Regions from separate parts of the Homo sapiens genome. Here region 2 is linked to region 1. Evidence: chromatin loops called from intact Hi-C (ENCODE). Cell type or tissue: dorsolateral prefrontal cortex. All regions are shown on one strand. Links, peaks and the distances in the headings refer to the core of each region. The heading gives the core; the rest is flanking DNA. Region 1 has its middle 130 kb from the start of PALM2AKAP2-AS1. Region 2 overlaps PALM2AKAP2 (PALM2 and AKAP2 fusion).

Region 1 (10,164 bases), core at 1,651-6,650:
TTAAAGTTAAGAAATGCCCTTGAAAGGTTTCAGGCAGGGGGATGATATGATCAGATTAGTGTCTTTGGAAGTTTGCTCTGGCTGTAGGGTTGAGTGGGTTGCTTTGGATGTGACTGGGGGCAAGGAGGCCGAGAGAGGCTTTTTTAACAATAGCAATGGGGTTGGAGAGAAGTGAATGGCCTTGATGACTATTTAGAGGATAGCCTGGATAAATCTTGTTCATTGACTGGATATGGGAGGTCAGGATGGTTAGAAATCAAGACAGACACCCAGATTTTTGGGTGAGGCCTTACATCCTTTCTGGTATTAGGATAGGGGGCAGGTTATTAGGGAGAGATTTATAGGTGAAAATGACAAGTGCTTCTGGGACATACTGGGTTTGAGGTGTTTGTGAAGATGTTACAATGACCTTTGGGAATCGGTTTTGAAGTTTAAGAGCATGATCTGGACGACAAACTTAGTTTTGGAAGTCAGCATCATATTGGTGGTTAAGTTAAGCCATAAAAGTAGATGAAATTGCTCGAGGAGGGTATGTAGAGTGAGAAGTGAAGAGAATTTAGGCAAGAATCCTCCAGAACACCAAGATTTAAGAGACAAATAGAAGGGGTAGCTAGAGAGGTGTGGTACTGTGTTGTCACAGAAGACTGTTTCAAGATGGAAGGGATGACTCTAAATATTTACCCCAAAAAGAATACATTTATTCACATAAAGACCTGTACATGAATGTTTATAGCAGTTTTATTTCATAATTGCCATAAACTGAAAACAACAAATATTCCTCAAGTGGTGAATGGATAGACACATTGTGGTGCATCTGTACAATTGAAAGCTGTACTTATCAATGAAAAGGACCTACCTACCTATATACACAACATGGATGGATCTCAAAAGCATTTGCAATGTGAAAGAAATTGAACATGAAAGGCTACATACTGTCTGATTCCATTTATATGATATTCTAGAAGAAGCAAAATCATGAGAACAGAGATGAGACCAGTGGTTGCCAGAGGCTGGAGTTAGGAGGAGTGGATTGACTATGAAGGGACTTAAAAGAACTGTTTGGGGGTGATGGTCATGTAATATATTGACTATGGTGGTAGTTACATGATTGCATAATGTATCTAAACTCATAGGCCTGTACACCTACAAAGGGTGAATTCCACTGCCTATAAATTATACCTGAATAAACCTGACTTCAAGTAAAAAAATCAAAAACAAAAGGGAGCTGTTAAAATGTTCAACACAGCTTTAAAATGACATAAGAAGAGGACTGAGACATATCCATTTGGCATTGGGGACTTTACAGGGAGCAGTGGCAGCGGCATGGGGGAGGCAGAAGCCAGAACGCTAAGCATTGAGGAGAATGGCAAAGATTACTGGTTGTCTGTCCCCCATACCAATTTTCCCCTTCTTACATGGGAATGGAGGTCTCAACTTTTGGATAGGCTCATGACTATGCAGAGTAAAGACTTCTTTGTCTACTCTCCCTGGAAACTGAATGTAGCCATGTGACTGAATTCTGGCCAAGGAGATCTAAGTGTCCTGAGGCAGCTTCTGGGAGCCTTTCTTAAGAGGCATCAGGCGTGCTTCCTTTACCTACTTTTCTTTCCTCTTTCCACATTTATGTTGGCTGGAATGCAGACATAAGGGCTAGAGCCAGAGCAGCCAACTTGGACCATGAAACAATTTTAGGAAGGGAGACCACATATGATAGAGCAATGTTTTGTAGGAGCCTGGATCTCTTTGCTCTTTCAGGAGTTGAGCTGATAAACTGGCCCAGGACAGCTTATCTCTGAACTTTTAAGACACAAAAGCACATCTTTTTCCTGTTTAAGCCTCTTAATTATTCACACATGAACTTAATCCTATATGCAACTGGAAAGGGACATGGACTGGGGGAGGGTTTTATGATCTCCGAATTCACATAGAATTTCTCTGTGAAGGGAAACCTGGAGTTGATACAGAATTTCCTTCCACAAAACAGCTCTTTGAATCTTCACTGGGTTTGACTTTGCATCTCACTCTCCTGAGGAAAACGAGGAGCAGTGAATCCACTGAGAACATTTTGCACGGTTCTCTTCCCAGCCCCTTGACATATGGAGCAGTCTCCCATCTAGAGCCACCATACAGAGTTGACTGGCAGGAAAGCCCTAGCCCTGTGGCTTGCATATCTGAGCCCTCTCCCCTTTCAACCCCAGTCCCTCAGGAAGGCTTTCCCTGAACACCTACCTAGGCACATCCACTTCCCTTTTATTCTCCATCAAAGCATTTTTTTAAAAAAACACGTCTTTATTAAGACATAATTCATAGACCACAAAATTCACCCAGAGTGTATAATTCAATAGCTTTCAGTATGTTCAGTTGCACAATCATCACCAAAAATTAATTCTAGAACATTCATCACAGCATCTAATTACTTAATTTTTATAGCAATATTTTCAGCCTGTGACGATATGTTTATTTTTGTCTTTATCTGTGCTTTGCCTTTCTACTTTAACCCGTGAGCTCCTGCAGGGCAGGGACTGTGATGGCTATGCTTATGCTTGGTGCTGCGTTTTCAGCACCTGGCAGACACCGACTCACAGAGGGACCCGGCTGCAAGATAGAAGAAAAGCCTGAAGCTGTCCCATCTACTCTGTATTGTAGCAGGTGCAGGACACCTGGATGACAACCAGGTCCCTGCTCTGGAAACCGTTAGGAGTAGAGGATTCTCAGAGGGGGTGGAGGCAGGGTGTGCGTACTCCAGGTGGCTTATTACCGCGGGGCCGGGGCCGTGGTAATTTGGGAAACCATAGTCAATATAGCTATTGTTTTCAAATAGCAGACTAGGGAAACTGACCCTGGACAATGTCTTCCTGGCAGGCGGGAACACGCAGAATTTGGAGTGAAACGGAAAGGGGCATGGGGTCGCCAAGGTGGTGAAACGCCGCATTAAGGCGCTTCAAGATAGCTGGAGTTTTGCTTGGGAAACTCAGAGGGATCTCGCCCGGCCGGCACAATGGCGTTTCTGAACCCATGCCCAGCCCACTGGGGGCAGTCCTTGCTGCTTGCAGAGGCCAGACGCTTCTTGCAACTTCTAAGCGGCGAGAGCTGCCACCTTGCCAATGACTCAACCGTTTGCCTATGCCCTCTGGGCTGTGCCACCAGCCGCAGCCGCCCTGCTCCCCCACCCACCCTTCTCCCCAGGCTCCGCGCCGCGCCGCCAGTCCCAGGGGAGCCGCCGGCGCACCTGGCGCCTAGGGCGCACGGCACTGCGCGCTGGTGGGCACCTCACCCGACGCCAGCTGCCAGCGCGCTCCCTCCCCGAAACCCTGAAGTGGGGTGTCTTGTCTAGCGCCCAGCGAACAACATTATCCAATTGCTTCCCGTTTTATTCGCAGGCTGGGAGCTGAGAGAGCCTGAGCATTCACTTTCAACCCTCCAGGGGAGGAGGGGGTGCGGGTGGGGAGGGGAGACGGCTCCCAGCTCCACCTCGCGCGCGGCGCGGCCAGTGCACTCGGCTCCGGGAGAGGCGAGCAGCGCCGGTGAGCCCCGCAGCAGCGCACCCGGCCGCGGAGCCCCGCGATGGAGTGAGTATCCCCGAGCCGCGCCGCCAGCTGCTCTCCTCTCGGCATGTTGCCATGGTGACCGCGGCGGCAGGCAGATCCCGCTCGGGTCCGCGTCCAGGATGGGTGTTTAATTTCAGCCCCGTGTGTACGCCTGGTGTTTCTATAGCAGCCGCCGCGGCGGCAGGAGGCAAGGGGTGGGAGCCCCGGGTGGCGTGGTTTTTGCGGCTGCCCCTTGGCTAGCAGGGCCTGGGGGGCGAGTGAGGGGAGTAGATGATGTTGCTAAGGACGGAGGCATATTCTAGGCTTTCCTATCTCTGCCCCAAGCTTCCGCTTATCGGGGAGTTGGCCGCAATAGCCATGACTTCCGATTCCTAACCATGTCAGCATTATTGGACTGCAGTTAAAAAAAGAGGGAGGGGGTCACTGCGGATCGGAAGCAAACGCGGTTCAGTGTGAAGCGTGTAATGGAAGGATGAGTTAGTGGGTAATATGAGCCAGGGCTGCAATGTCCTGGCTACTAGAAACCATCAGAAGACCCAAAAGAATTGATTTGTTCCTGGGGTATTGGAGAAATAAGACAAACATATTGGCGGCAGCCCGGAGTGGAATTACAACGTTTGGCACCGTGAATACGGCATGGATGGGTGGGGAAGACAAGAGAGGCATTAACCAGAAAAGACATTAAATAAAGGGCTCCGGTTGTGGGTCTGGTCTAGGATTCCTCTCTTCTCTGTGTTTGCATCCCTACATTGCTTTTTGGACACTCTCTCGAGCTGCTGCCACAGCAGGACCACTCTGACAGGCGACAGCCAGCCACTCCAAGGAAGGGTCATTTTTGGAGCCAGCTATTAGATCCCGCTCACTTGGTCAGCTTCTCCTCTTCCGTTCTCTTCCCACACTACTCCTTGACATTGAGGCCGTCTGAAATCATATTTCAAGTTAGAGATAAAGTCATGTTTTCAGACATCAGGACCTTCGTACCAAACCCAAGAAACCTTAGATGCAGCCTTTATCCCTCTGCGTATCTGATTGTGTAGATGCAATTTAATCCTCAGAAAGGCTGCTAAAGCAGAAGTGAGAGATGGTGTAGCATTGTAGGAGTCACAGTCATGGATTTCAGGCCCCACCTAGCCTGATACTGCTGTTATTGATTTCCTACTCCAGCAATTGAATGTCTCTGAGCCTCAGTTTCCCTATCTCTGCAATGGAAACAAAGATGTTCCTTACTCACTTTGAAGCATTATTGAGAGGATCATGTAATATCTGTATCTCTTCCAAAGGGCTTTGTAAATTGTAAGATATGTACAAATTTAAGGAACTAGTGTCATGTTTAAGAGCTGGGCTCTAGAGTCAGATTGGCTGGTTTGAGGCTTCTGACACTTTGCTGAATGATGTTAATCTCCCTGGGCCTCATTTTCCCCATCTGGAAAATGGGAATAATAATAGTAACTATTTCATGTACTTTTTGTGAACATTAAGGAAGTTAATGATGTAAATTGATACATACACATATAAGGTTCTTAGAACAGAGCCTGGCATAAAATAAGCTCAATAAATATCATCTATTATCTATGAATATTATCTATTATTATTAGGTTGGTGCAACAGTAATTGCAGTTTTTGCCATTACTTTCAACGGCAAAAACCGCAAATTACTGTTGCACCAACCTAATACTACAGTCTACAGCATTTATTGGGGTTTCGGATTGGCACCAAGCTATTCTTCATTTTAGACAGGGTCTCACTCTGTCACCCAGGCTGGAGTGCAATGGCGCTATCATGGCTCACTGCAGTATTGACCTCCTGGGCTCAAACAATCCTCCCACCTCAGCCTTCTGATGGGACTACAGGCATGCACAACCATGCCCAGCTAATTTTTAATTTTTCATACAGACGGGATTGTCCTATGTTGCTCAGGCTAGTCTTGAACTCCTGGGCTCAAGCAATCCTCCTGCCCCGGTCTTGCTGGGATTATAGGTGTGAGCCACCATGCCCAGTCTTTTTTTTTTTTTTTTAATTTATAAAGAAATACATGGTGTGGTGGTTCATGACTGCAATCTCAGTGCTTTGAGGACAGAGGTGGTAGGAAGTCTTGATGAGCCCAGGAGTTTGAGAATGCGCTGAGCTATAATTGCACCACTGCACTGGGTGACAGAGCAAAACCTCATCTCAAAAAAAGAAAGAAAGGAAGGAAGGAAGGAAGAAGAAAAAGAGAAAGAAAGAAAGAGAAAGAAAGAAAGAAAGAGGGGGAGGGAGGGAGTGAGGGAGGGAAGGAAGGAAAGAAAGGGAAAGACAATGCCTGAAGGGCAATTGAGAGTAACATAATTCCCAAGATACCACTGTTGATGTGAGAACTAGCAAGAAGCCACAGCAGGCTTGGATATACGGAACAGACTCGGCCTGATGCACACTTCATTCTTGTTCCTCACTGTCATTTTCTTAGACATGGAGACTGTCCTTTACAAGAGACTGAACATAGATCTAGTCCTCTCACTGGGTAGCGCTAAAGGAGAGCCTGGTCATTTGCCAGGGCAGCAACTTTCATCTTTATGCTCTCACATGGATAATCTAATATTTGATATGTTTCTCCCAGACTTAGCACTTGGGTGCTCAATAACTGGAACAGCACACAGGATTGGTAAGTTTACAAAGGTCCTCAGCTTTTTCCCACATTCCCTCTGAGTCTCCTGGCTAAGGTTTCCTCCAGGTGTGCTAAGCTCACACCTGGAACTCCTTGTGAACAAAGACCTTCCTCATCACATTCTTCTTGCTCCACAGGATCCAAATTACTGCCTCAATTAGCCTCCTTCTCCCTAATCAACTTGGCCTCAGCTTTCCCATTCCCAAGCAACATTCCAAAGTTCTCACTTCCTGGTTAACCTTCCCAATTTCCAACTCTGTTTTCTGCCCTACTTCGTTTGCTTCCTTAATGTATTAGGCTGTTCCTGCATTGTTATAAAGAAATACCTGAGACAGGGTAATTTATGAAGAAAAGAGCTTTAATTGGCTGATGATTCTGCAGGCTGTATAGAAGTGTGGTACAGGAGTCAGCTCAGCTTCCGGTGAGGCCTCAGGAAGCTTTCAGTCATGGAGAAAGGTGAAGCAGAAGGCTGGCAAGTTGTATGGTGGGAGCAGGAGCAAGAGCAAGGGGTGGCGGGGGTGTCACAGACTTTAAACAACCAGATCTCAGGGGAACTCACTCACTATTGCGAGTGAACACCAAGGCCCCATCCCCAGGATTCACCCCCAGGACCAAAACACTTCCCACCAGGCCCCATGTACAACACTGGGGATTACATCTCAACATGATACCTGGAGGGGGACATCCAATCTACATCACTTAATATAGTGAGCTTTTTCTTTCTTTTTTCCCTTTTAGAATATCATCTTTTCCTGTCCCTCCTTGGGTCTCACAACATTTCCCTTGTGCCAAATACTGCCCCTACCCTTCAATCTAAACACTCCCCAGATTTCATCTCCGGTAGAAAAGCCCACTTTGAATATGAGTGAAATAGGGACTCCATTCCCCTTACTTACTGTAACCAACTTATATTTATAAACATTTATTAAAAGAGGGAATTAAATTCACTTCTTTTATGTTTTAATTTAACCAACAAACGTTTGTTGAGATTAGCACTGGTCAACAAAACAGTCATGATTCTCTTTGTCTGATGAGAGATAGATGTTAAATCAGTAAATATGTGTGTATACTGATTGAATTTCTCCTCAGAAAAGGGGTTTTTCTTTTCTATCACATTGTCAGGCTGCAAATTTTCTCAACTTTTATGCTCTGCTTCCCTTATAAAACCGAATGCCTTTAACAGCACCCAAGTCACCTCTTGAATGCTTTGCTGCTTAGGAATTTCTTCCACCAGATGCCCTAAATCATCTCTCTCAAGTTCAAAGTTCCACAAATCTCTAGGGCAAGGGAAAAATGCTGCCAGTTTCTTTGCTAAAACATAACAAGAGTCACCTTTGCTCCAGTTCCCAACAAAATTTTCATTTCCATCTGAGACCTCCTCAGCCTGGATTTCATTGTCCATATCGTTATCAGCATTTTGGTCAAGGCCATTCAGCAAGTCTCTAGGGAGTTCCGAACTTTCCCACATTTTCCTGTCTTCTTCTGAGCCCTCCAAACTGTTTCAACCTCTGCCTGTTACCCAATTCCAAAGTTGGCTTCACAGTTTTGACTATTTTTTCAGCAACACCCAACTCTACTGGTACCAATGTACTGTATTAGTCTGTTTTCATGCTGCTGATTAAGACATACCTGAGACTGGGCAATTTACAAAGGAAAGAGGTTTAATGGTGAACTCACAGTTCCATGTGGCTGGGGAAGCCTCACAATCATGGCAGAAGGCAAGGAGGAGCAAGTCACATCTTATGTGGAGGGCAGCAGGCAAAAAGAAAGCTTGTGCAGAGAAACTTCAATTTTAAAAACCACCAGATCTCATGAGACCCATTCACTATCATGAGACCAGCAAGGGAAAGGCCTGCCCCCATGATTCAATCATCTCCCACCAGGTGCTTTCCAACACATGGGAATTGTGGGAGCTACAAGACGAGATTTGGGTGGGGACACAGAGAGAAACCATATCACCAAGGTTTCCAATTTAAAATGAAACCTAGTGAAAATGAGGATACATAGTCATTTTTTTCACAAGTATTGTTGGTTTTAGTAAAATAAGAGCTTCTTAGTTTAAGAAAAAAAAAAAAACCCCAGCCATAAAAGAGAATAAAATCATGTCCTTTACAGCAATGTGGATGGAGCTGGATGCCATTATCCTAAATGAGCTAACTCAGAAACAGAAAACCAAATATTGCATGTTCTCATTTATAAGTGAGAGCTAAATGATGTGTACACATGGACATAAAGATGAAAATAATAGATACTGGGAACCTCAAAACAGGGAAGGGTGGGAAGGCACAAGGGTTGAAAAATTACCTATTGAGTACAGTGTTCACTATTTGGGTAATGGGTACATTAGAAGCCCAGTCCCCACCAGTATACAATATACCCATGTAACAAACTTGCGCATGTACTCACCTGAATCTAAAATAAAATAAAATTTACAAAAGGTCTATCTTGGAAAAGAAGAAAAGTCTAATTTCCACCTTAAGAGGCTAGAAGAGCAAACTAAATCCAAAGCAAGCAGAAAAAGAAATAAAAGAAAGAAAGAAAAATCTAGGTAATAAACAAGAAAAGAGGGTACTAACTGATTGAAGTTAAAATTTTTCTTAGTGACATGCTCTGTACTGGATGTGTAGAACAGAGAAGACCTACTGGAAAACCAGAAGGTAGGGTTGGTGTCATGTTCTGTACCATGTCAGTGTTCTTGTGTGGTACATGAAACATCAGGCAATGGCAGGTACTTGCTGCCCTCCTGGGTGGGTTGGGTATGAGATCCATGTGTTTGTAGGAATGCACTTTAACACCTGCAGTTATTAATTTGATGCCACACCTATAGATTTTGCCTCACACTTCTCTGGAATGGTCTTCAAAACAGTATGGGATCCAAAAGGCACAAAGAACATAACACGAGAACTCTAAGTTGTTGCGATCCCTGTAAGCCCTGGGGCTCTGACAATGTGGGTGGCAGCCTTGGACCAGAAGTGGCATTCCCCATCACCAGTCAGATGCCTGTTATCACATGGACTTAGGCTTATAGCATCCAGTGGTGATCATGAAACATCTGAAGTTTGATTCTGCAAATGAATAAATCTAGGTTCATGAAAGAATAAGTGCAGTAGGGACATTAAGTTACAGATAACTTAAGGTTCTTAACATATGCCTTCATTCATTCATCCAGTAACTCATTTAGTTAGCAAATATTTATTGAATACTTTCTATGTATGAAGCACTGTGATAGGTACTTGCGATAAATGGTGATTAAAAACATCCCTTACCCTGTCTTCAAGGAGCTTACGGCTTAGTCTATGTGTGACTATGGATACTTTGTGAGTTTGAACTATTTTTCTTGCTGAATCAGTCTTCTGATGACACAAAATGTGGCATTTCGTGTGCTCAGCATATGGTGGGCATTAAACAAATGTGTTTAGAAATGTGTAAGACTTTTAGAAGTTAATTTCTATGATGAAAGTAATGTATGCTTTTTAAAACAATTCAAATATTACGGAAGTTTATGAAGTAAATATCCCCATTTTCCATTCTCTCACTCATATCTCAGTTCCTAGAGGTGATTACCATGAACGCTTGGGAAACCTCTTTCCAGATATTTTCCATGCAAACATCATAGAGTTGGAAACACTTATATATATATATAGGTTTAAATATTTCTTTTACATAAATGAAATCATACCACATATGTTGTTCTGCAGCTTGCTTTTTCCACTTCATATTATATTCTACATACTTTTTCTTATCAATGTATGTCAGCCTGTGTAGCTCAGTGGTAAAGCACATGCTTTGAATATCAATATATACACATCTACTTCATTCACTTTTATAAAACTGCTTAGTATTTACTTTTGGAATATCATTAACCAGTTCTTCATGATGAAGAGTTAGACTTGTTTCCACTTTTTGCTACTATTTTCAATGCTACAATGAACATCCTTGTCCACACTGCAAATAAGTCTGCATACAATTTTCTAG
Region 2 (10,164 bases), core at 3,458-8,457, 250 kb after region 1:
GCACTCCAGCCTGGGCATCAAGAGCAAAATTTTGCCTCCAAAAAAAAAAAAAAAAAAAAAGAATAGTGCTGTTCTTATTGTTGTTTCTTCCATCCCCCTACAGCAGAGTTTCTTAACAGCTGTGCTATTGACATTTAGGGCTGGATAGTTATTTGTTGTGAGTGGCTGTCTTGAGTATTGCAAGATGTTTAGTAGCATCCCTGGCCTCTACCTAGTGGCTTCCAGGGGCACCATTGCCCTTTCCCAGTCATGATAATAAAACATGTCTCCAGACATTGCTGAATGTTGCCTTGGGGGACAAAATCTCTCCAAGTTGAGAACTACTGCTCAAAAGCCTGGCATTATGTGTATTGATACTAAGATGAGAATCTCACCACCGAGTAGTTCCAGAATACAGAACCCTAAAAAGATTTATGAAGATAACATTAGTGATTCTCAGTGCAAAATGACAAAGTGTTTCAGTTACTTGAAAATAAAAGGCTTCTCTTATGCACTGAGCCATGAAAGTCTGTTCAGAGTTAAAAAGAAATAGTTGCTTTTTTGGTTTTTGCATTCAGTATTGTGCTGCTTTTGCAAAGGCAATAATTTTATGACAGTTCATAAAACCATGGAATCTTAGAGTATGCATAACTGACATGTTATGCGGATCAACTCCTATCTGATTCTTGAATTTGCAATGAACGTAATGAGTGGGAGTGAAAAAACAGTCTCTCCCCAAAGCCTGAAAGTGACAGGAAACTCATTTACTTGCAAAATAAAACCCAAGTATATACTGGAACAACTCTAATTATTACAGAGGATCCTCCTTTGGGATGAAAGTTTTGTTCCCTGCAGCTCCTACCCTCTCTCTGGTCCCTGCCCTATCCTCCAAGGACCACACAGAAAAAGCCCTCTTCACTGACTGAAAAAATCTAGATGCTTAGGGTTTGTGGTCAGCTTTGCAAGCTGGCACAGGTAAGGGAGGAAACACTCTGAAATTGCAGTGCAGCATTTCAACATTTCATGTGTGTTACTTAGCAACAATAGCAGGAGGCCTGCCAGATGTACCAGAGTCATCGTGCCTCGCTCAGGTTTTGTAGGATCCATTATAATCATCTCATTATTGGTCTGGCAAATTGGGTTTATAGTGCCCAGAACTATGAAAATAGTAGTTGAATTTCTTCCATACACTGAGGCCATGTAAGAGCCATATTTGGGAAATACATGCATTTCCCAGCCCTCAGAACAATTGCTGCAATGGAAGGAATTCTGCAAAGTCAACTTTTTTGGTAGCCAGTTCCAGGCTTTTTGGCCTATGATTGCCACACCCCAAGTTTTCTCTCTACAAAAAGCTTTGATAATAGTCTTTTTCCAATTTTAGGTCACCTTGCATAGCCCCTCTGGCTTGTAACGTGGTCATTTCCAACCGTTCTACATTCTTGATGAAATGAAAACAGCAAGCTTCCTGTTGACATACTCTTCCACAGTTTTCATGAATTATGCATTTTGAAGGCAGCAGACAAGATGGTGTCTCAGTCCTTTCCAGCGATTCTCCAGCATGGAGGTCTTATTTGGTACATCCATCACAAGGGCCCGGAGCCAAGATGATCTCTTGAGCACAATCCCCACTTCGTGTTTCCCCTTTTCACTGTGTAGGCCACAGGGAAGAGTACTGTGGGACCCGAGGCTGCTTGATACTCATCAAGGCCCGCTTCCTCCAGCCTTCCTAGCTTCTCTTTCCCTCAGGTCTAGGCGTGGAGCCCTCCAGGACAGCGAACGGGTGATAAAATATACAAACTGTCTCTGATTATGGGATTTTGGCTCCTTAGCCAATGCATGCAAGGATGGTAGAAAAAACACTCATCTTCCTTCTACTATCCTAAAAGCAACTTCCGACATCAAGAATTTTTTTGGATCTCTCATCCAAAGGTATAAACCTTAACAGTGGGAAATTCAGACCAGGTGAGAGGAAAGGGTTACACACTAAGAGATGACTTAGGTTTGGGTAGTTTCATCAGGAGAGGTCTGCCTGCATCCTGGTTCCTGTCCTTGTTTTGGGAAACTCTTTTTAGCATACTTGGAGTACATATTCAGTTAAACTTGCAAAGTGAAGAATCAGAGAATGGAGGCCTAAATGTGATTCACCTGAGGCCACACGCAGAGTGAGGAGATACCAGTGTGCTTCCTGCAGAAGCATCTCCCACATCTCTGCCAAGCCTTTTTATCTCCTTTGAAACAGAATCTCTAATGGAATAAACCACTCCAGGGATCCTAGAGTCTTGTGTTTGTTCCTCCTATGCAGAAAGGCAAAGGAAAAAATTAAATAATATCTGAATACCGCCCAGTGCACAGAGAGTACCTGTGAAATTACAGGGACATTCAGCCAGCAAAGAATGTCCCCCTGGCCAGGGTGCCTGGAGGAAGGCTTTTAAGCATTACCATGCTGTACAGCATGGGGCTGCCAGCTTGACCAGATTCTAGCTGGAAGGATCAGGCATCTTTAAAGACCGGTAGCATTCAGGGCCATTGCTGGGCCACATGGCTCCTTTGTGCAATTAGAAAATGCAGTTCCACAGGGTAGGCAGCACTTAGAAAGCCACTGGCTGGACTTCACCTCCCTTTGTTCCCTTGGCTAGCATCTTGGGCAACAACATTCTGTACAAGCATGCACCATGGCCCTGCTGGCTTCTTGGTCTCCACGTGCCTCCTTCTTGTTGGTCATTAAGGTTATGCCATTTTCCCCCATTATTAAGTAATGTCAGGTAAGGTCTGAGGAGATGGAGATGAAGACTTTTACAGGTCGCAGGGGAACACTGACATGTCACTCATCATTTTGTGTGTGTGTGTGTGTGAGACAGAGTCTCACTCACTCTGTAGCCAGGCTGGAGTGCATTGGCAGAATCTCAGCTCACTGCAACCTCCCATCTCCTGGATTCAAGCGATTCTCTCCTGTCTCAGCCTCCTGAATAATTGGGATTACAGGCACCCGCCACCATGCCAGGCTGATGTTTGTATTTTTCGTAATGATGGGGTTCCACCATGTTAGCCAGGCTGGCTTTGAACTCCTGACCTCAAGCGATCTGCTCACCTTGGCCTCCCAAAGTGCTGGGATTACAGGTGTGAATCCCCGTGCCTGGCCATCACCCATCAATTTTTAAATGGTGGAGTAGCTCCCATGATGGATGTTATGAAAGGGTCTATGGGTGCATATGAAAGGGAGTGGTCATTACTACTCAGTCCAGGTAAAACTCCCTGGATGGAGGGTGAAGACAATGTGGTTTGAGTTGTTAGGTAAATGTTTCCTTATCATTTTTCATTATATGTTACATTTACATTCTGTTCATCCCTAAGATATAACTCCTTAAGATTACATCTCTCAGATGTAAACTCCACCAGAGTAAGGACTGTCTTGGTTACCTACTGTGTTCATTTCCTGAGACTGATGTAACAAATTTCTACACGTTCGTGGCTTAAAACAGCTCCAGAGGCCAGAAGTCCAAAATCAAGATACTGGCAGGGCTGTGCTTTCCCCAGAGCATCTAGAGGCAAATCCTTCCTTGCCTCTCTCAGCTTAGTGGGTCCAGACATTCCTTGGCTTGTGGCTGTGTCGCTCTAATCTCTGCCTTTGTCTTCACATGGGCTTCTCCTCTTGTCTCTGTGTCTTCTCCTTTGTCTCTCATAAAGACCCCTATCATTGGATTTAGGGCCCTCCTAAATAATTCAGGATAATCTCTTCTCAAGATCCTTAAATTAATTACATCTACACAGACCCTTTTATCCACATAAGGTCATATTCATAGGTTCTGGGGGTTAGGGTGTGGACATATCTTTCTAGGGCCATCATTCAGTGTACTATATCTGAGTGCCTAGATTACTGTTTTACACCTAGGAGGTTGCTCAATAAATAGTTTTCAATTTAATTTATATGTTTCAGCCTTAGTTTATCCATAAGCTTGCCATGAGGTTCAGAAACCATCATTTATATCCAGAGATGGTATAAGGCAGTGGTTAGGGGCATGAACATCCGCGTAATACTTGCTGGGTTCAAGTTCAGAATCTCTGCTTGCTGCCTGTATAATTTGAGGCAAGTTCTTTAGCTTCTCTCTACTTCAGTTTCTTCTTCTATAAAAAGAAATAATAATAATAATAAAGATCAACTTTATTGGGGAGGGGTGACTATTAAGTCAAGATATGCAAAGAGTACCCAGAACTGTCTTGGACTTTGTGCCCAATAGGTTTTGGCTTTTATTATAAAAATAAAAGAATGATATGACAATGTACAATATATAAACAATCTCAAATTGTTTGATTTTATCAGACTCCCTCTCCACTTTCAGAAACAGCTGAGAGGGCTGTCACTGCACTGAGATTAGCATGGCATTCCAGAACTCGGGCCCGGTAAGCATCCAGGTCCAAGGGTGCCTTGGAGGGGTACACCTCACCTTTGCAGTCCAGGGCAGAGGAAGGCAGGGAGGCTAGGAGTGCAGCACTGAGAGAGCAGTGGCCACTGCCTTACAAGGCCAAGAAGCGTCCCATCTCCCCAACAACTGTCAGGTTCCTTCCTGCCCTGGGAACAGCTCTAATCTGTCTGTTTACCACCTACCTGCCAGCCTTCAGCAGGAATTCCAGGACTGCTGGGCCTATCAGCTGAAGTAGAGGATGAAAAAGAACAAATCCAAAGGCAGAAGAAATAGGACAATATGATAGATGGATTTGACAAGAATCCAGACCAATTGTGGGCAGACCAAGTTGAAAAGCGTGAGAGGCTAGAGTTATCTCAGCAGGGGTTTCGTTTTGTTTTGTTTTGTTTTTGAGACAGTCTCACTCTGTCGCCCAGGCTGAAATGCATTGGTGTGATCTTAGCTCACTGCAACCTCTGCCTCCTGGGTTCAAGTGATTCTCTCGTGCCTTAGCCTCCAGAGTAGCTGGGATTACAGTTGTGTGCCACCACACCCAGCTAATTTTTGTATTAACACCGTAGAGATGGGGTTTCACCGTGTTGGCCAGGGTAGTTTTGAACTCCTGAGCTCAAGTGATCCATCTACCTCAGCCTCCCAAAGTGCTGGGATTACAGGCATGAGGACTGTACCCAACCATCTCAGCAGTTATTTTAAAAAATGTTTAGCCTTCTGATGAGAACACGTGGACACGTGGTGCGGACAACAAACACTGGGGCCAGTCGAGGGGGCTGCGGGGAGAGAGATCATCAGGAAGAGTAGCTAACACTTAGGTGGTGGGTTGATCTGTGCAGCAAGCCACCATGGTACATGTTCATCTCTGTAACAAACCTGCACATCCTGCACGTGTACCCCAGACTTTAAAATAAAAGTTGAAGGAAAAAAGTTCACTTTTCTGCTTTCCAGTTGCTTATTTAAAAAAAAAAAAAAAAAAAAAGAAGCATCTGGCTGGGTGTGGTGGCTCATGCCTGTAATCCCAGCACTTCGGGAGGCCGAGGCAGGTGGATCACCTGAGGTCAGGAGTTTGAGCCCAGCCTGGTCAACATGATGAAACCCCGTCTCTACTAAAAATACAAAAAATTAGCTGGGCATGGTGGCGGGCACCTATAATCCCAGCTATTCGGAAGGCTGAGGCAGGGAGAACTGCTTGAACCCAGGAGGCAGAGGTTGCAGTCAGCCAAGATCGCACCATTGCACTCCAGCCTGGGCAACAGAGCGAGACTCCATCTCAAAAAACAAACAAACAAACAAAAATGCATCTAAGTTGTCTGAGTGATGTCCTGCTCAAGTCCATAAGGGACTTGCTTTATTACAGAAAAGTGGCCAAACCCAGTAATATTGAAAGTATGGTCCAGGGACTGCTTCTGGTCAGGCAACTGTTTATTACCAGTCTGTGACAAAGACAGAAATTGCCAGTAAGGTGTTTAGAAACTTTAATAGCAATATGATATCCCAATGGGTGATCAATGGACCCATCTTACTGAATAGGGTAGAGACAAGTTTGAGTGTCGTTGCACTCACGTGGTGAGCTGCATGTGTCGTGGGCTGAGTGCTAGTATTGGTCTGTGATGGATTGGGATCAGACCCTTGTCCATGACCATAAAATCTTGAGCAATATTGCAGCAAGCCAAATGGCAAAGATGACTATGTGCCCCAAGACCACACTTTTTTTTCCTATAGTTTTTTTAAGAGAGACACGGCCTCGCTCTGTTGCCCAGGCTGGTCTTGAACTCCTAGGCTCAAGCAATCCTCCCATCTCGGCTTCCCAGAGTGCTGGGATTACAAGCATAAGCCACTGTGCCAAGCCTCCCTAAATGTTTAAATCTTGTCATTGCCACCATTCTGCAAGATTTACCTTTGAATCTAGAAAAGAACTTGGAGTCTTTCTACTAGGCCTATCCCCACACCACTTCCCATCATAGAGGTGAAGAACCTGAGGCCGGGACACACCACAGGACTCTCAGAATGACACAGCCAGTCAGATTTTCCTGGCACAAAACCCAGTGTTCTTTCAAAGCCACCATTCTTTTCCTGTAACTAATGCAAAAGCAAATCTTAGCCCATGACAGGGAATCACAGATTCCAAATGAGTGCCCTCAGAATGACTGGTTTCCTTGAAAGCAGCTGTTTCATAAACATGACTTTGCGGGGGCAGCTCAGGCCTTCCATGCAGTGGAGTCTGCTGGTCTTGGGGCTGCTCTGTTAAGCAAAGGATGGGAACCAAAGGTACTGACATTTTAATATTAGCCACACAGATGTCTTGGCTTGTAATCTGGAGAAAATCAGTCAGTGTCCCAGCTGAATCTGTAAATAGGAACGACAATAAGATTTGCTCTCTCTCGGGACATCCTAAGAATTTTTGTCAGGCTAGAAGAGGCAGCCTGGAGAGATTTGTTTGATCTGGGAAAGCAGAAGTCAAACTTGGTTTTTCATTCGGTAAGATCCACTGTGGTTAAAATGTGGTCAGAGGGCTCATTCAGCCTCCTACTTCAGGTCGAACTATACTTACCTTCTCTTACTTTTAAAGAAGGAAGGGAGATTCTGTAAATGAGTGGCTTTTCTTTTAGTCAGTGCTGTCATATGCCATGACAATATTGTATTTAAGTCTGTTCTCACAGTGCTAATAAAGACATACCTGAGACTGGGTAATTTATAATGGAAGGAGGTTTAATTGACTCACAGTTTAGCATGGCTGGGGAGGTTTCAGGAAACTTACAATCATGGCAGAAGGGGAAGCAAACACATCCTTCTTTACATGGCAGCAGCAAGGAGAAGCGCTGAGCATAAGGGGGGAAAATCTCCTTGTGATTCATGCCTGTAATCCCAGCACTTTAGGAGGTTGAGTTGGGTGGATCGCTTGAGGTCAGGAGTTTGAGACCAGCTTGGCCAACATGGTGAAACCCCGTCTCTACTAAAAATACAAAAAATTAGCTGGGCATGGTGGCAGGCACCTGTAATCCCAGCTACTTGGGAGGCTGAGGCAGGAGAACTGCTCGAACCTGGGAGGCGGAAGTTGCAGTGAGCCGAGATCACACCATTGCACTCCAGCCTGGGCAACAAGAGTGAAACTCCGTCTCAAAAAGAAAAAGAAAAAGAAAAAGAAACCATTAGATCTCATGAGAACTCACTATCACGAGAACAGTATGAGGGTAACCACTCCCATGATTCAATTACCTCCCCACCAGGTCCCTCCCATGACACATGGGGATTATGGGAACTATAATTCAAGATGAGATTTGGATGGGGACACAACGAAACCATATCAAATATTAATAGAGTCTGGCAGGGAGGAAGCATGACTTCATACTGGTGGTGAGTCAGAAGGGGCATCTTCATATTTTAAGGAAGGTGGCACTTAGATTCCAAGTGCGTCCTGTGTGCAGTGGAGTCATATGCAGCTCTAATAAAGAACATTATTCAGGCCAGGCATAGTGGCTCATGCCTGTAGTCCCAGTTTGTTGGCAGCCTGAGGCGTGAAGATTGCTTGAGCCCAGGAGTTCAAGACCAGCCTGGGCAACATAGTGAGACCTCATCTCTACAAAAAATACAAAAATTAGCCAAGCATGGTGGTACATGCCTGTCGTCCCAGCTACTCGGGAGGCTGAGGCGGGAGGATCACTTAAGTCCAGGAGTTTGAGTCTGCAGTGAGCTATGATCATGCCAGTGCACTCCAGCCTGGACAACAGAGCGAGGCCCTGTCTCCAAAAAATAATTAATTATTTAATTTAAATGTTCGAAAGAACATTATGCAGATGCTTCTCAGGCTTCTCTTCAGATGGCAAAATCTCACTGGTTTTCAAATATCCTAACTGAAATGTTCAGTTCCAGCTATCTTTTGCTTCATCCAGTAATTAGTTTCAAGTTTTTTTTTGCCTCTTTTTAGATATGAATCCCATGCTAGGTAACAAATTATAGTGACAGGAAAATGTGGATTTTTCCATAAAGTTTAAATATTCACCACTCAACCTTTTAGCAGAAAGCTCTGGGACCAACCTAGCATAAGTATAGAGTTGAGGGTTAAGAGTAAGCATTCTTCCCTTCGTCACTTATGTGGCCTTGAACCAATTAGTTAAGATTTTGTGCCTCATTTTCCTCATCTGCAAAATGGAAATAATCATAAGGTATACTTTGGGGATTAGTGTGAGGGGCAAATGAGTTAACATGTATAAATTGCTTAAAATAGTATTTGGCAGCCAGGCTTGGTGGCTCATGCCTGTAATACCAGCACTTTGGGAGGCTGAGGCAGGTGGATCACGAGTTCTGGAGTTCAAGACCAGCCTGGCTAAGATGGTGAAACCCCATCTCTACTAAAAATACAAAAATTAGCCGGGCATGGTGGCGGGTGCCTGTAATCCCAGCTACTCGGGAGGCTGAGACAGAGAATTGCGTGAACCCCGGAGGCAGAGGTTGCAGTGAGCCAAGATTGCATCACTGCACTCCAGCCTGGGCAACAGAGGGAGACTCCATCTCAAAAAGAAAAAAAAAATAGTATTTGACAATGACGATAGCTGCTGTTATTATCATGACCCAAATGCTATATTTGCTTCAAGCAAATGGAATGATTCTCAGACCAAATTTTTTCACCAGGCATTTATTAGAAGGAGGTTTCATGTAATTCTGAATTATGCTCCGAATCATATTCACTTCATTCAATATGAAAAGCAAGTATAGATTTACAGTTTAATTGTTTTGAGACAGGGCAGGATTCCTAATCACATTTTTAGAAATGACTTTTGTGTCTCATATTGTTCATCTCCTCTATCCTCTCACCAAGATTCCACTGTGTTTCATACCAGCTTGTTCAGTTGAACAAGGTGGAGAAGCCCATTTACTGTTTGGATTAAATTTTTTTATCACCAGTGTATGAGGATTTGCATTAAATAAATTATAGGTAATTACATTAACAAACCAAGAAGACTTACAGTTAAAGAGGGCAAAAATATAATTTACTTAACTGCTCTATGAAATCTATTTGTGGATTTCTCTCTTCTCAAAGGAGAATTAATCAGAGAACAACTTTGTTGTTATTGTTGTTGTTGTCGTTTAAGAAAAAAAAGAAAGAATGAATGAAAGATCACATAGTAGCAGTGGTACCCTATTCACCTTGCAACAGTTGTACTCTGCGCACCTGCCCCAGGTTATAGCAACATCAAGGTCAAGCTCCCAATATTTCAAGTACAAATAAGACTTCACCTGTGCACAAACATGTGCTTACACACTTCCATCCTCCTGAATTTTCTTTCCAGACTGTTTTACAGATAAGGAAGCAGCTCTCAAAAGACCTCTCTCAGACATTTGAAAACACATTTTTTTTCAGAGTGCTAAATTCATGCTTCTTATTTTATATATGTTAGAAATAAACACATAAATAATAAACAGTCTTGCCTGGACTGGTTCATGTTCAATTCATAGGCACTGAGTATTCTTTATTAGGACATACTCACTATTGTTTGTTGAATTATTGCACTTTTAAGAAATCAATCTGAAGATTAAACATTAGGAGTCTCGATAAAAAACAAGTCTCTATACTTTATGAAGATCTTAGGAATTTCTAACTGACTTTGGAACAGCCATTTGTTAAAAAACACTTTCCCATCCCAAACTCCACTGACTCCATTTTTCTTCTGCACTAACTCTCCCTTCCTCCTCCCCCATATTTGGAGCAGCGTCTCTATGTCCCATTCACTCTCCTACACCTGCCAAATCACCAGTGACTATTTAGGGGCTA

Evidence for each region. Hi-C counts contacts between places; a loop is a spot of excess contacts. Peaks named below come from ENCODE experiments on the same cell type or tissue, not always from the same donor. Only the 100,000 strongest peaks of a DNase experiment are listed, where the experiment ranks them.
Region 2: a loop joins it to region 1, with 2.5 times the contacts of the local background. A loop is called at or near these places in 2 of 110 quality-filtered maps.

Annotation. Positions count from the first base shown.
Region 1 is chr9:109,637,298-109,647,461 of GRCh38, forward strand. It overlaps a transcript of PALM2AKAP2 not described here. Among named protein-coding and RNA genes, the nearest start is that of PALM2AKAP2-AS1, 130 kb to the right of the region's middle. In dorsolateral prefrontal cortex, for the core only: no CTCF peak of the experiment used is centred there; DNase peaks (open chromatin) are centred at 3,054 and 3,574; H3K4me3 peaks cover 2,808 bases; H3K27ac peaks cover 4,682 bases.
Region 2 is chr9:109,888,673-109,898,836 of GRCh38, forward strand. All of the region lies in intron 3 of PALM2AKAP2 (PALM2 and AKAP2 fusion), which reads left to right. Among named protein-coding and RNA genes, the nearest start is that of PALM2AKAP2, 110 kb to the left of the region's middle. RefSeq lists an enhancer at 4,867-5,026. In dorsolateral prefrontal cortex, for the core only: no CTCF peak of the experiment used is centred there; no DNase peak of the experiment used is centred there; H3K27ac peaks cover 923 bases.